2 separate regions of the Homo sapiens genome follow, and region 1 is linked to region 2. Evidence: read pairs that join two places in POLR2A ChIA-PET (ENCODE). Cell type or tissue: CD4-positive, alpha-beta T cell. All regions are shown on one strand. Links, peaks and the distances in the headings refer to the core of each region. The heading gives the core; the rest is flanking DNA.

Evidence for each region. Peaks named below come from ENCODE experiments on the same cell type or tissue, not always from the same donor. Only the 100,000 strongest peaks of a DNase experiment are listed, where the experiment ranks them.
Region 1: POLR2A ChIA-PET joins it to region 2 with 8 read pairs; 7 of 35 experiments call an interaction of 5 or more read pairs at or near these places.

Annotation. Positions count from the first base shown.
Region 1 is chr4:83,153,497-83,156,415 of GRCh38, reverse strand. All of the region lies in intron 4 of LOC124900167 (a long non-coding RNA gene), which reads left to right. Among named protein-coding and RNA genes, the nearest start is that of PLAC8, 40 kb to the right of the region's middle. In CD4-positive, alpha-beta T cell, for the core only: no CTCF peak of the experiment used is centred there; no DNase peak of the experiment used is centred there.
Region 2 is chr4:83,211,122-83,214,040 of GRCh38, reverse strand. No RefSeq gene overlaps it. Among named protein-coding and RNA genes, the nearest start is that of COQ2, 72 kb to the left of the region's middle. RefSeq lists a silencer at 1,394-1,443. In CD4-positive, alpha-beta T cell, for the core only: no CTCF peak of the experiment used is centred there; a DNase peak (open chromatin) is centred at 1,380; H3K27ac peaks cover 1,621 bases.

The sequences.
Region 1 (2,919 bases), core at 128-2,627, 57 kb after region 2:
TCAGGATGAAATAACAGGGGGTCAGAGCTGTCTTCAGGTGCTGAGTCCATTCTTGGGTGGAGGTCACAAGACCAGATGAAACAATGTATTGGTATGGGTCCATGTGGCACTGGCTGATCAATCAGAATGCAGGATCTGAAAAATATCTCAAATACCAATCTTAGGTTTTACAATAATCATATTACTTATAGGAGCAATTGGGGAGGTTACAAATCTTGTGACCTCTGGCTGTATGACGACCCCTGAGCCCCAAACAAGAGGGGGTTAGTTTTGGTAAGGGGCTGTAATCGTCTTTGTTTAAATGATAAACTAAATTCCTCCCATAGTCAGCTTGGCCTATGCCCAGGAGTGAGCAAGGACAGCTTGGAGGTTAGAAGCAAGATGGAGCCTGCTGTGTTAGATTTCTCTCTCCGTCGTAATTTTTGCAAAGGTGGTTTCAAATTTGGGTTATTTTCCCTTTGTGTCATAAAGCAAGATCTTGATAATAAATATCAGAGGTACTGGTCTCCGGCAGTTCAAAGTTCCTTGGCTTTTATTGTCCTATAGAGCTTCCACTCTTCTTTGTGGGGCAGGGAGAGGGATTAGGCTGTTGGTGGGAATCAACTGATGGCAGCCACAGATCTCAGAGCAGACAAAAGTAATCAGGAAGAGGAGTAGGGTAAGGCAAAGACATAAGACACCCGTTTAGGAAGGATGAAGAAAAAGCAAAATGATATGTAAAATACTGGTCTTCAGAGCTGGCTATGTCAGCATCACTTAAAAATTTCACATAAACCTTGTGCAGTGGTGAGCACCTATAGTCCCATGTACTGGGGAGGCTGAGATGGGAGGATCTCTTGAGCCCAGGAGTTCAAATCCAGCCTGAACAACATAGCAAGAGCCCCATCTCTTAAATAAGAAAAAAAAGCCTTTACACACCCAGGATCCACCTCGGACTACTGAATCAGAAACATGTATCTGTATTTTTAACCAAGCACTCTGGTTGAACCTAGTGCATAGCCTGGTTTGGGAAGCACCATGATAGTATCTTTGATTGGGGCCTTCCATGGCAACATGGTGGAGAAATATTGAAGGCAGCAAAGCAGAGGGAAAATGGGGCATTATTGCCACTGGTCAGGGAGGATAAGAAGTGATCAGGAGCAGGACTACTAGCCAAACAACGGCACAGGGCTATGGTTATATTTGAAATAACAAAGTAGAAAATGTTAACATTAGTCATGGTGAAACCAAGTGCATTTTTTCTTGAGGTTACTGACTGGGTAGGAGCTCTGAGGCTTGGTGCCTGGATGAAAAGTATAAGCACCAATCTAAGGAACTTCCTGTTGATTTTGCAAAGCTGAGTTTCTCTGTGAGGCCTTGAAGTCTCTTCAAGGTGTGGTGGCTCACACCTGTAATCCCAGCACTTTGGGAGGCAGAGGTGGGTGGATCCCCTGAGGTCAGTAGTTGAAGACCAGCCTGGCCAACATGGTGAAACCCTGTCTCTACTAAAAATACAAAAAAATCAGCTGGGCGTGGTGGTGGGCACCTGTAATCCCAGCTACTTGGGAGGCTGAGGCAGGAGAATTGTTCAACCCGGGAGGCAGAGGTTGCAGTGAGCCAAGACTGTGCCATTGCACTCCAGCCTGGGCAACAAGAATGAAACTCTGTCTCAAACAAAAACAAAAACAAACACACACACACACACACAGAGACAGAGCACGGCCATTGGTAAATGGCAAACTGGCCCCTGGATGTGCTTCAGTGACATGAAGATATGTAAGTGCATGTAGTTAGCATTTTCTCCTTGACTACAGTGAGGCAGGTTACTGACATAATAAAAATTGTTTTTTTCTTCTCATTGAGTTCCATGCTATATTCTTTAACTCAAAAGCCAAAAGCTGGTAACCCATGAGTGGGTGAATTCAGCCCTTAGATGCATTTTGTTGGTCCTATACATAATGAGCCCTCTTGTATTTATTGCTTTAGTTAAATTAGTTGATTTTATTTTTTTTTTGAGACAGGGTCTCACTCTGTCACCCAGGCTGGAGTGCAGTGGTCCAATCATATCTCACTGCATCCTCAACTTCCAGGGCTCAAGATCACCCTGCCTCAGTCCCCCAAGTAGCTGGGACCACAGGTGTGTGCCACCACACCTGGCTAATTTTTTTGTTATGTGTAGAGACAGGGTCTCACTATGTTGCCCAGGCTGCTCTCAAACTCGGGCTTAAACAATCCTCCTGCCTTAGTCTCCCAAAGTGCTGGGATTACAGTCATGAGCCACTGCACCCCGCCTCTTGCTTTAATTTTAAAATAGTAGAAAACATGTAAAACTCAGATTTCCCATAAAAATTTAGTTTTCCAATCTAGATTTTAAGCTTCTGTTGAAAATTTGGAAAATATGGAAAGAGAGGTCCTCATTCTCACATGGCAGAGGTCAGCTGCCGTTGAGTGTTAGCAAACCCACAGAAAGGAATATTCACTCTGCAGTTGACATATTCATGTCCACCATTCGCTATTGTCTATTTTGTGTTTTTTCCAACTATTTCACTCACTTATTTTTCCTGCCTCGCTTTGAGTTTGCAGTCCTTGTCTGGCTCAATCACCTCTTTTTAAACGTTTCACCTCTTCAGTATTGCCATGCTTTTGAAATGTTTCTCCCATTTGTCTTCCAGGTATCTCTTTCGTTGTCTATAGTGCTGATTCAGTTTTCCTGCTTTCGATGACATTCTTGTGACTTTTGTGATTGCTCAATTTCAGGAAGTATTGCATTTTTTTTAACTTTACTGACTTTTACTTCTTTTATACTTCCAAACATACTTTTGTGGAGAAAATCTTTTTTATTTCAGAGTCTAATACCATGAGCTGAAAACTCAGTGCAGCTTAACCTTTAAGTAATAGGCCCCTGTTTTTGTGATTGAGGGAAGTTCCAAGTTCATTGGA
Region 2 (2,919 bases), core at 273-2,772:
CTGATGAGCTAAAAGAAAAAAAAATCTCATGATGGTTTAAGAAAGTTTACGTATTTGTGTTGGCTGCATTTAAAGCCATCCTGGACTGCATGAGGCCTGTGGGTACCTGCGGGTTGGACAAGCTTGCCCTACGTGTTCTGACCCCGGTTATCTCCTGTTTCTCTCACTCATGTTTTCTCTACTCAAGCCATCCTGACCTCTTTGCTCTTCCTTGAAAGTGCCAGGCATGCTCCCACCTCAGGACCTTTGCACATGCAGTACCTTTGCCTGGAGGGCTCTTCCCCAGGTCTCTGCCTGGCTCGCTGCATAATTCCTCCACATTTCTGCTCACATGTCACTTTCCCTGACTACCCTATCAAAAATTGCAAACAACCCCACTGCAATACTTCCCTATTGTATTTTTCTCCATATTTTCTATTACCATCTAATATGCCACATAATCGATTTAGTTTTCCTATTTATCTGTTTCCCTCACTTAAGCTCTACCAGGGCAGAATTTTTGCCTGTTTCATTTGCTTCTGTAACCCCAGTATCTACAACAGTGCCTGACACAGAGTAGGTGCTCAATAACTGTTTATTCATTATATCAGTTAATTACTTAATGGCAAGTCTGCACTGACACTCCAACATCTCTGGTTTTATTAAATGTCTCTCATAACTGTGGTGATTATTTCTGTATTGGCAGACATGCAATTAATCCATTATGTACAATATGCAAACACTCTGTTGGAGACAGATACACAGTGACATATGAGACATGGCAGTCCCTTGTCTCCAAGAAGCTGTGGTTTGACCAGAAACGGAATATCTGAAATTGAGACAGTTCTCAAAAGTCTGGAAACCATGGTTCCCGGTGTCCCAGACTGGAATCTGCAGAAAGAGCAGCAGAGAGAAAGTCTTTGCCATGTCTTAAAAACTAAGTGTCTGGTCCAGTGGTCCACTGAGCATGTTGTTCATTCTGGGCCTGAGAACATCTAGTGAGGATAGCTAATGTTCATATAGTTCAGTGAAATTAATACTAATTAACAACCAGGTACACCATGAAACTATCTGAAGAAACCTGCTCCCTGGTTTTAATAGAGAAGTGGATTCTTGCCTGTGTTACTGTTAACTTTTACAATTGTGTCTTGTTAATGCTTTCCTGTCCATTTTTCCCATGATTGTGTCAATTTAGGGGAAGAGAGCAGAGTAGACATCATTTTCTCAAGATTTGCATCAAGTCAAACGGCACTTTTTTTCCCCTCCCAAACAGGACCATATTTGTCCTTTCCTTTGCTGAAAGTAGCACTAACATAGTAAGTGATAGGTCAGGTGTTACTTCCTTGCCCAGGTGTTGATTCTAATTTTGGCACCAAATCGTGTATATTTAAGCAGAAACCTCACAGAGGGTGTGTTTCACACTGTGCGCATATCAAAACAGGTTTCAGCTGGTGTGGGTGCCCACAATTCAACTAACTCCACCTGTGCAGTAACCAAACCCTCCTACAGAACAAAACCAACTTGAATGTTTGGCTGCAGTCAACAGTGATTAAGAACACAGTCCTGAAGCTTTGTATTCAGAAGGAAAATTCTTGTCTGTCACGCCCTCCACCACCCCCACCCACACCCACACCTCAGCCTAGGTGGGGTTGTTGAGTTTCATTCTTCCAAAGCACCCCTTTGCAATACTTAGCATGTCTGTAGTTGTGTGTTCGTTTGTGATTATCTGCCTTCCCTCACTATAGTGTCAGCTCAGTAAGGGACTGACTGTATTTTCACACTTGCTGCAGCATTCAAATGCCTTGCTCGGTAAGTGTGCAATACACATGCGCATTGATGAGTGGCTGACAACTTTCCAGCTGTGCCAAATGTATGGGGACGTAAAGAGGACCTCCAAATGTAACCAGAACACCCACATTTAATCCGAACTCTGCCCCCTTCTAGCTTTGTGACTCTGGAAGTCCTTCAGCCTCTCTGAGCTTCTATGTCTTCATCTGCAAAATAAAAATGATAATGATATTCTCCTCCGAGGCATTTCTAAGGAGTAAATGAGACTGACTTCTAAGTGCTCGGTAGACATCCAGTGGTCATAAGACAGATTCATTTAAATGGTAAACACGTTAAGCACTAATGTTATAAAATAACTGCTTAGTGGAAAATAAGATGAGATTTTAAAATTGAGGATATGGTCATCTATATCTTTGCCATTTAAAATAAGTTTGAGGGAAAAAAGGATACCCGTAAGCGCGTAGGAAATTGTGGAAGTGGCTGCAAATAAACGCGTATTTATTGTCTGCTTTATAGTTTCTAGACTGCAAGTGCCTTGTGCTACTTTATTTTCGAGTGCTGAATCCAGCCTAGGCACAGTCAATACATATTAACTAAATGGATGACCACCTGACCTATATCAGCTCTACATTTCCTCCAGCTGTTAATCTGCCCACTCCTTCAAGCACAAGGCATTTGACTAATACCTGGGAATGAAATTGCTTTACCTGGATTCAGTCTTATGATGTTTATGAATCCAGCACTGAATACTGCTTTCTCTTTGTTTAAGGTTGTATGAAGCTACTGATTCTGTGAATTAGCCAAAACATTGCCCTAATTTCTATGGGTACCTAGTGACTCTGGTCACATCCTCACTTCCCAGGGATGTGTTAAGGTCACCCACCCAGGCAGAGCTTTTAGGGACCAGTCCAAAAAAAAGAAAAGTAGGACTGGGCACGGTGGCTCACACCTGTAATCCCAGCACTTTGGGAGGCCGAGGCCAGCGGGTCACCTGAGGTTTGGCGTTCAAGACCACCCTGACCAACATGGAGAAACCCCGTCTCTATTGAAAATACAAAATTATCCGGGCGTGGTGGTGCATGCCTGTAATCCCAGCTACTCGGGAGGCTGAGGCAGGAGAATCACTTGAACCTGGGAGGCGGAGGTTGCGGT